2 separate regions of the Homo sapiens genome follow, and region 2 is linked to region 1. Evidence: chromatin contacts called from ENCODE Hi-C or POLR2A ChIA-PET data. All regions are on one chromosome and are shown on one strand. Each heading gives the region's core, a stretch centred on a gene start or an enhancer-like site at or near the end of the contact. The rest is flanking DNA. Distances are from core to core; before and after follow the strand shown.

The links. A loop is a pair of places that touch in the nucleus more often than their neighbours do. ChIA-PET counts read pairs that join two places held with the same protein, here RNA polymerase II (POLR2A). Pooled maps may share reads with other maps.
Region 2: a loop to region 1 is called in a map with no recorded cell type, with 5 times the contacts of the local background. The contact joins two enhancer-like sites. A Hi-C loop is called at or near these places in 1 of 168 maps with a recorded cell type or tissue (HCT116), 5 of 37 single-sample maps with no recorded cell type and 7 of 50 pooled maps. POLR2A ChIA-PET finds 5 or more read pairs at or near these places in 5 of 52 experiments (H1, HEK293, Panc1 and 2 more).

Annotation. Positions count from the first base shown.
Region 1 is chr18:54,282,876-54,287,095 of GRCh38, forward strand. POLI (DNA polymerase iota) reads left to right here. Exons shown (of 10, transcript NM_007195.3): 6 at 1-140; 7 at 1,047-1,138. Among named protein-coding and RNA genes, the nearest start is that of POLI, 15 kb to the left of the region's middle. RefSeq lists an enhancer at 2,335-2,524. Within about 2 kb of position 2,301, at least 4 of the 41 ENCODE cell types and tissues checked have a DNase peak (open chromatin) inside an H3K27ac peak, as active enhancers do.
Region 2 is chr18:54,386,865-54,391,084 of GRCh38, forward strand. No RefSeq gene overlaps it. Among named protein-coding and RNA genes, the nearest start is that of C18orf54, 31 kb to the left of the region's middle. RefSeq lists an enhancer at 1-393. Within about 2 kb of position 2,032, at least 7 of the 41 ENCODE cell types and tissues checked have a DNase peak (open chromatin) inside an H3K27ac peak, as active enhancers do.

The sequences.
Region 1 (4,220 bases), core at 1,051-3,550:
GTATCAATAGTGTGCGTGATCTCCAAACCTTTTCACCCAAAATTTTAGAAAAAGAATTAGGAATTTCAGTTGCTCAGCGTATCCAAAAGCTCAGTTTTGGAGAGGATAACTCCCCTGTGATACTCTCAGGACCACCTCAGGTACATGATGATACTTATTTTAATTAAGTACTGGTTATCACATTATTTGAGATAAAGATTTCTAGTTTTAGTACCATGTTCTTACTATTCTAGTTTGCTTAGTATGTGATCCCTTTCCTATTAGAAGGCTGATTTATTATTAATAGATTGGATTAATAAGTATTCTTAAATGGAATCTTAAGCATTGATATTTTGATATCTTAAGTTAGCTACTATGATTGAAGACAGTGCAACTTAATTTTAATAGCCTATAATGCATATATGAGGCAAAATATTTTAATCTGTTAAAAATCTTGTTTTCAGAGTAGTCCAGTGATTTAGCAAATGGGAAAGGTATAATCACCCAGTTAACATTGACTGATTTTTTTGCTATGGGACAAGCACTTTACTGAGTGCTTTAAATATGTTAGTCCATTTAATCTTCACAACAAAGCATCAAGGTAGGTAGTACTGTTGTTTGTCCATTCCTTCTTACTTCTCTTCTTTCCTTCCTTCCTTCCATTCTCTCTCTCTCAAGATGAGGATACCGTACTTTAGAAAGGTTAAATAACTTGTCCAAGGATAAACTTAGATTCAAGTCCTAGGTGATTAAGAACTCTTGCCATAATCATACAATAAAGCTTGGAGTTGGTACTAGAGCTTTAGAGTTTTCATAACTTTGAATTATTTTATATTAACTGTTTTATATTAACTGTTAATACAGTAATATTTTATATTAACTTTCTAGTGAGTACAATAGCTTGCAGATAAAAAACTGTTAATATAAAAGTGAACTAAATGGCTCAAACTAAGGACAAGAGGTAAGTTAGTGAAGAATGTATTGAATATTTATTTGACTGTACACTGATAATAATTAGATATAGTTATTTGAGTTTGTGCTAATCCTTATTTATGCTTCTTTGATAGTCCTTTAGTGAAGAAGATTCATTTAAAAAATGTTCATCTGAAGTTGAAGCTAAAAATAAGATTGAAGAACTACTTGCTAGTCTTTTAAACAGGTGATTTTCAATCCATTTTGCCAAGTCATCCTATGTATTCATTCTATATACGGTATGTGGAAAGAATATTTGATGTTCCATCTTGGAACTGACAGATTATCTGGAGACTAAACAATGTAAAAATAATTTATCATGGGATTTCTCTGCTTTATAAACTGTTGTAAAGATGGTAATAGGGGGTCTTACCTAAATTGAATTCATTGGTCTTAATTCTGTTAACACTGTGGTTATGCTATGGATCTAAAGCTGCAGATAGTTACCTAAAGGGGTTTTATGGATATTTCTAACATTTCTAGACTTATTCTGGTCTTCAGGTGAGAAGAAGAAGTTTTAATTTTTCCCTGTGGCAATTGCAAAGCCTCTGCCCTCAACCTAATAGTTAGTTGCATTTCATTAAGTTAGTACCATGCTAAATACAAATACATGCGAAATACAAAACCCGTGAAATTAACCATTTATCTGTGCCTCTGCTAATAGTTACTTGCATTTCATTAAGAAGAAAAAAATGCAAAGAGGAATAATACTGTCATAATTCTAAAACTCCTGATACAGGAACAACTATATAAATTTGTGATTGTTGAGGATAGGAAATTATTAAAGTAACAGTGATGGAAGAAGCAGAAGAACCCTTGTATCTCTTTTGCCTCAGACTGTAAAATAAAATGGAGTCGAAGGAAAGAATGGCTAGCTGGCGCTGTGTGTGAGTAGGGTGAGTGACTGCAGGTGTGTGCAGGGTTTCTGATCTGTATGTAAAGAGTATCAACTGGGGTTATAAATATATGAGTAGTACAAGATAAACTGAAAAGGAAATTTAATTTTGTGGTGCTCCTTGTCATTATACATGTATTTCTCAATATTCCATATTCCACAGATGAGTATTATCTGTTTTCGTCCCATTTCTTTGTTTCTCCTCTTCTTGTTAGAAATTTCTCAAATTGTGGTTTCAGGGCTCTAACAGTTTAGAGTAGGTGTGCTTCTCTAATGATTCTAGGAGGACTAACTGTATTTAGAGAAAATGGTTTTTGGTTGGTTCTAAGTCTGAGAAAACTGAAGAAGTGAAATTTCCTCCAACTTTGCTGTCGTGTGCAATGTGGCACTCAAATGTCTTGAGCAGAGCCATGCAGCTCATTGTTGGCTGCATGCAGCTGGGGCTGGCTGTATGACTGGCCTCCCGTGATATGACTCAGGCTGGGCCTGCGAGTATGCTAGTGAAACTGGGTCATTTGCTTCAGCTAAATAGAAGACTACCCTGAAATGCCTAACCTTTGGAGACAGTTCTTCACATAGAAAAACCACAAGAAGTATAAGTTTTACAGGTTCTCTTATTTGAAGAGTCAACCCAGAAGTGAGACCAGGTGCTCTAAACCTGTGACATACAAAACCTGTGAAATTAACCATTTGTCTGTATCTCTGCTTCCCGGCTCCTTTTCTCCCACACCACGGGCCCTTATTTCAGTGACTGAATTATAACACCATCTAAGTGACTTGCAAAAAAAAAAATTACAGGAGTGTGTGTGTGTGTGTGTGTGTGTGTGTGTGTGTATTTGTGTATAATTAGTTTTGTTTTCTCTAGAGTATGTTATGATTAATACTATAGGTATGTAAGAAATGTAAAACCGTATTATTTTTAATCCATCCTCTAGGCACTAGTTTAAGATTGCTTACGATACAGCCTTTTTCTAATGTGTCTTAATTAGCATATCATACTCTTTGAATTGCATAATTAATATAACACGTTTAACTGGAAGATATTTAAACTAGTAACCATTTAAGGTATTTTATCCTAGTTAAGCAGCCATCGAGAAGTTTTGTCACAAAGCAGTAAGAGATAGAAAAAATTATTTACTACAGAACTATTTAATTTTTTATGTTTTTGCGATAGGGTCTTGCTCTGTCACCCAGGCTGGATGGCAGTAGTGCAGTTAGGGCTCACTGCAGCCTCAGCCTCCTGGGCTCAAGCAATCCTCCCACCTCAACCGCCAGAATAGCTGGGAAGGCACCTGCCATCAAGCCTAGCTAATTTTTAAATTTTTGTAGATGAGGTCTTGCTATGTTGCCCAGGCTGGTCTTGAACTCCTGGGCTCAAGTGATCCTCCCACCTCAACTTCCCAAAGTGTTGGGATTACAGGTACGAGGCACCGTGCCTGGCCCAGAACTATTTTTTTCAGATCAGAATCTTCAAGTTGAGTGTGTTTAACAATGTGCAATACTTGCATTTTATGTTTGAGATTTGGTTTTATATGCATTGCCATGTGTATAAAAAGGGAAATGTTATCCTTTAATGACATTTTTTCCAGTACTACTTAAGTGAATTTGTCATATCACTAAAACCTTTGTTTCAACACCAAAACCAAGACATTTGCATGAAACTCTTCTAAAAAATGCATGTACTCATATTGTATATTAATTATATACTAAATATAGTATATGCTCTTTTAAGATATTGCTCTAATAAGCTATCATATAATGGTAATAGTGATTACTCTTTAACAAAAGTAATGTCATTTTGTAAAAAAAAATCTTTTTTTTGGTAATCTCGTAAGAAAAAAGTTTGAAAAAAGTTCTTTTGTTATTTTTCACTTATTTGCTTTTGTCAGTGAATGATTCAGTTTCTTAAATTTCCTGCTGATTTTAATTTGTTGCCTTTTGGTTAGGTGTGTTGGCTTACGTCTGTAATCCCAGCATTTTGGGAGGCTGAGGTGGGGGGATCACCTGAGGTCAGGAGTTCGAGACCAGCCTGGCCAACATGGCAAAACCACCTCTCTACTAAAAATACAAAAATTAGCCAGGTGTGGTCACACATGCCTGTAGTCCCAGCTACTCAGGAGGCTGAGGCAGGAGAATTGCTTGAACCTGGGAGGTGAAGGTTGCAGTGAGCTGAGATTGTGCCACCACATTCCAGCCTGGGCAACAGAGTGAGACTCCATCTCAAAAAAAAAAAAATTGGTTGCTTTTAGTTTTGTTTTGGATCTGTATTATAAAACAGTTTGTTATGATTGTATCTTATATCTCTTCTATTTCTGACAGCACTCAATTCTGAGTGAGGCCTGAGAGCTTGACATCTAAACATTCAGAGTTTTAG
Region 2 (4,220 bases), core at 782-3,281, 100 kb after region 1:
CCCCTCCCTTTGTATGGGAGCTCTGTTTTCACTCTATTAAATCTTGCAGCTGCACTCTCTTCTGGTCTATGTTTGTTACGGCTCAAGCTGAGCTTTTGCTCGCCGTCCACCACTGCTGTTTGCCGCCGTCGCAGACCCGCCGCTGACTTCCATCCTCTGGATCCAGCAGGGTGTCTGCTGTGCTCCTGATCCAGTGAGGCGCCCATTGCCACTCCGGATCGGGCTAAAGGCTTGCCATTGTTCCTGCATGGCTAAGTGTCCAGGTTTGTGCTATTCGAGCTGAACACTAGTCACTGGGTTCCACGGTTCTCTTCCGTGACCCACGGCTTCCAATAGAGCTATAACACTCACTGCATGGCCCAAGATTCCATTCCTTGGAATCTGTGAGGCCGAGAACCCCAAGTCAGAGAACACGAGGCTTGCCAGCATCTTGAGAGCCGCCCGCCGCCATTTTGGAAGCGCCCACCACCATCTTGGGAGCTCTGGGAGCAAGGACCCCCAGCTAACACCAGGAGGGAAGGAGGAGTGAGAAGCCCCTGCTTGCCTGTCTATCCCAAAAAAGAAAGGAAAAGGCCATGGAAATGCCCCGACCCCTGGGAGTGACAGAGGTAGGAGCACAGTTTCCCCTACCCTTAGAAGTCCAAGGATGAAAAAGGTTAGAAAGGACAGTGAGAGGTTTTGAGTCCCCATTTCATTCACTTCTAAACATTGGGCACCAAAGCTGTTGTAGGACTTACTCCTTAGTGCAGCTAAGAGCTGGGTCCTTGTGACATAGCCCTGAAATATTAGGCTTGTAGACCCTTTGAGGGGTGAGAATAATGGAATTTATCGGGCAAAAAGGAAAAAAGGGAAACAAGGACTCTGAAAAACCAGAGTCCCTGCTAGTGTGCTTCCTGCCTCCCAGATCGAATTCCAGGTTTCACCCAGGAAGAGGAAGGGCCAGGCTTTTCCTTGCTGCAAATGGCATGAACTTCTGTGGCTCCACCCCAGTGCACACTCATCCCAGTGCACAGGCCTGTTGGAATTTCTCTGGGAACCCATTTCCACCTGGCAGTCTCAATACAGACTATTTTCACTGCCCTGAAAATCCTCTGTGCTCCGCCTGTTGGTCCCAACTCCAACTGCCTGAAAATCCACTTTAAAATGAGGTAAATTAAACCTATTTTGGAGGAGCTATTTCTTTTTTTGATGTTGCTGCTCCTGTTCATTAAATAGGAGCAACAGTTGTGTATTTTGGATGACGTTGCTGTAGCCTTCTGACCTCTTGAGCCCTCAAAACAGATTTTTTAGTTTTTAAATGTTTTCCATTTCATCAGTTATATGTTCAGTTTTACAGATTTAGGACTAAATCTAGGAAAATTCAGTCCATTATAAAGAGTCAAGTCCATTTATGTTGCTACAGCAAAATGCTTGAGACTGGGTAATTTATAGAAAACATAAATATATTTCTGACAGTTCTGGAGGCAGGGAAGTCCAAGCTGCTGGCAGATGTTTGGCTGTCTGGTGATGGCTGCTCTCTGCTTCTAAAATGGCGTCTTAATGCTGCATTCTTTGGAGGGGGGGAACTTTGTGTCATTACATGATGGAAGGGACAGAAAGCAAAAGGGATCCACCAGCTTCCTTCACCAAGCTCTTTTAGAATGACATTGATTCTGCTCATGACTTAAATACCTCCCAAAAGTCTCTGTCTTCCAATACTGTTGCATTGGGAATTAAGTTTCCAACACATGAATTTAGGGAACACATGCAGACCACATGTGGTTTTGCATTGTGTTGCTTTTTCAAGCCTGGCTCAATGGTCACTATCAGTTTGGGTCTAATCTAGAAGCAAACCAAATAGTGATTTTAAACAAGGGAAGTTTAATAAAAAAGTTTTAAACTAGTTGAGGGAGAGTACCCAAGAAAGGGCAGACTTGGAAGAGGGAGCCCAAAGTCTGGATTCAGACCTTGTTGAAAAAAGGGTAACTGTGGCTCGCTGGATTGCAGTGAAAGTTATGGTTTGCTCAGACCAGTGCTGGCTGGTGTTTAGTTACCAGGCAAGCAGGAAGCCACAATGGTGACTCAGTGTGTGAGAATGCAGAAAGAGTTGGGGGAGGGGCACTAGTGCTGGCAGGACATCTGGAGTGTGAGGTGTCTCTTTTGGGAGGGTCGTAGAAGGTGATCACCAGCCCGGATGAGGTCTATAAAGTCACTAAGAATAATACATTACCAGAGCGTGGCTAGGGCAGAGCTGCCCCAGATGTCTTCACACCCACGCTTCTTATTGATGGTGTAGCTGCCAGAAAGCAGCAGGAGAGACCCTCTGGGGTGAATTGGGAGCTGAGAGACCGTACATTGATAACTAGTGCAGAAGCTGATCAGGTTGTAGGAAGGTTTTGATGAGAGAGCTCATCACAATGTAAATATAAAATATCTCACTCATCCTCCTTTGCCCTCCTTGTTTTGCAACATATTGCATAGCCTGTCCAAGAAATGTGGGCATATGGGTAAGGTAGTGAAAATACCAGGTCATTTAGAAAACTGAGGAACCGTGAAAACTCTTGAGCCAATATTTTCAAAATCTAATGAATGTGATAACTTCATAAAATAGTTCATGAACTAGAAATTGGGACTACTGTTTATATTCTGGAGTTACATGAATGGCACCCTCAATATAGCAGGAGCATAGAGCATTCCTTTCATTACTTTTCATCAAGATGGTCATATAGTTTTATATGAGCAATTCTGGAAGTGGAAAATTCTCTGCAGTCGGAATGCTTTGTTTCTTAGCATATACTTGCTTCAGTTAAGTCATGATTTACATTTCTGTCTTCACATTTTACTCTTAATTTTGCCTCTTAAGACAATTTCATATACATATTTCAATCTTCCTAATTTCTGTTGAAATCAACAGAAGTAATGTTCCATCCTTTAGGCTCAATGTTTCTAAATTATTTCTTTGGTAAAAGTTTTATTTCTTCTTTACCGTTTCACCTTTCTAGATGCTTTCTAGCTTTCAATTTTTTTTTTTTAATGTGGCACCAGATGTCCAGAATTCATAGAGTAGAATGTGGGGACTCTGTTTAATAGTTTATTATAGTACTTTATTCAACTAGTATTTATTTGGCTCCTGGCACTGTTCTAGGGCTGTGTGTGTCGGGGGGTGTGGGGGGTGGTGATCACAAATAAGGCGTCGCTCTATCATGAGGAACTCAGTGGAGGAAATATGTAAGTGGAGAAATGTATACTATAACCAGGTAAGTGTTGCTTCAGAGAAATGAAGATAGAACAACTGATAAAGAAGCACAGAAGATGGATCAGCTAAGTGGCCTGGGGAAAACCAGGAAAGATTTCACTCAGGAGAGGATACTTGAGTTGATATAGAAAAACAAACAGAAGTTTGCCATCAAGGAAATTGAGTAGAAGGGTGTGTGTTTTTGTTGTTGTTGTTGTTGTTTTTTGAGACAGAGTTTCACTCTTGTTACCCAGGCTGGAGTGCAATGGCGTGATCTTGGCTCACTGCAGCCTCTGCCTCCCGGGTTCAAGCGATTCTCATGCCTCATCCTCCTGAGTAGCTGGGATTACAGGCGCCTGCTGCCACGCCCAGCTAATTTTTGTATTTTTAGTAGAGACAGGTTCTCGCCATGTTGGCCAGGCTGGTCTTGAACTCCTGATCTCGGGTGATCCACCCGCCTCGGCCTCCCAAAGTGTTGGGATTTCAGGCATCAGCCACTGGGCCCAGCCTGAAGGGTGTTTTTTCTAGCCAGGAGATAATATGTGTGCAAAGATTGAGTGGTGAAAAGCCTGCTACAGAATTTGTTGAATCAGAATAGTGTGTGCTGTAAAAGAAGTCTGGGCTTCAGAATCAGCAGATTTATGATTCCACTATTTTATTAGCTCTTTACTGTGGACAAGTGTCCTGACCTTGCCTGAGCCTTTTTTGTTTTCCCTCTCTTTTTTGATATCTACTTTGCAGTTTTGTTTTGAGGATTAAATGAGAAAACGTATGCCTGGCACATATGAGCTCAGAAAATACAAATTGCCAAAGGGCTAATACATTTAGTTGAGGGAGACACTAGGAATAAGACATAAAGCTGCTTTTGCCTCTAAGGCAATAAAATGCCCTCTCCATTCTATTCTCCACACTACAGCAAGAACAATCTTTTGCAAACATGTCATGTGATGTTTATCTCTTCTTAAAATTTCCCCTGCCTTCCTTTCAGAGTAAAACGGAAATTCCT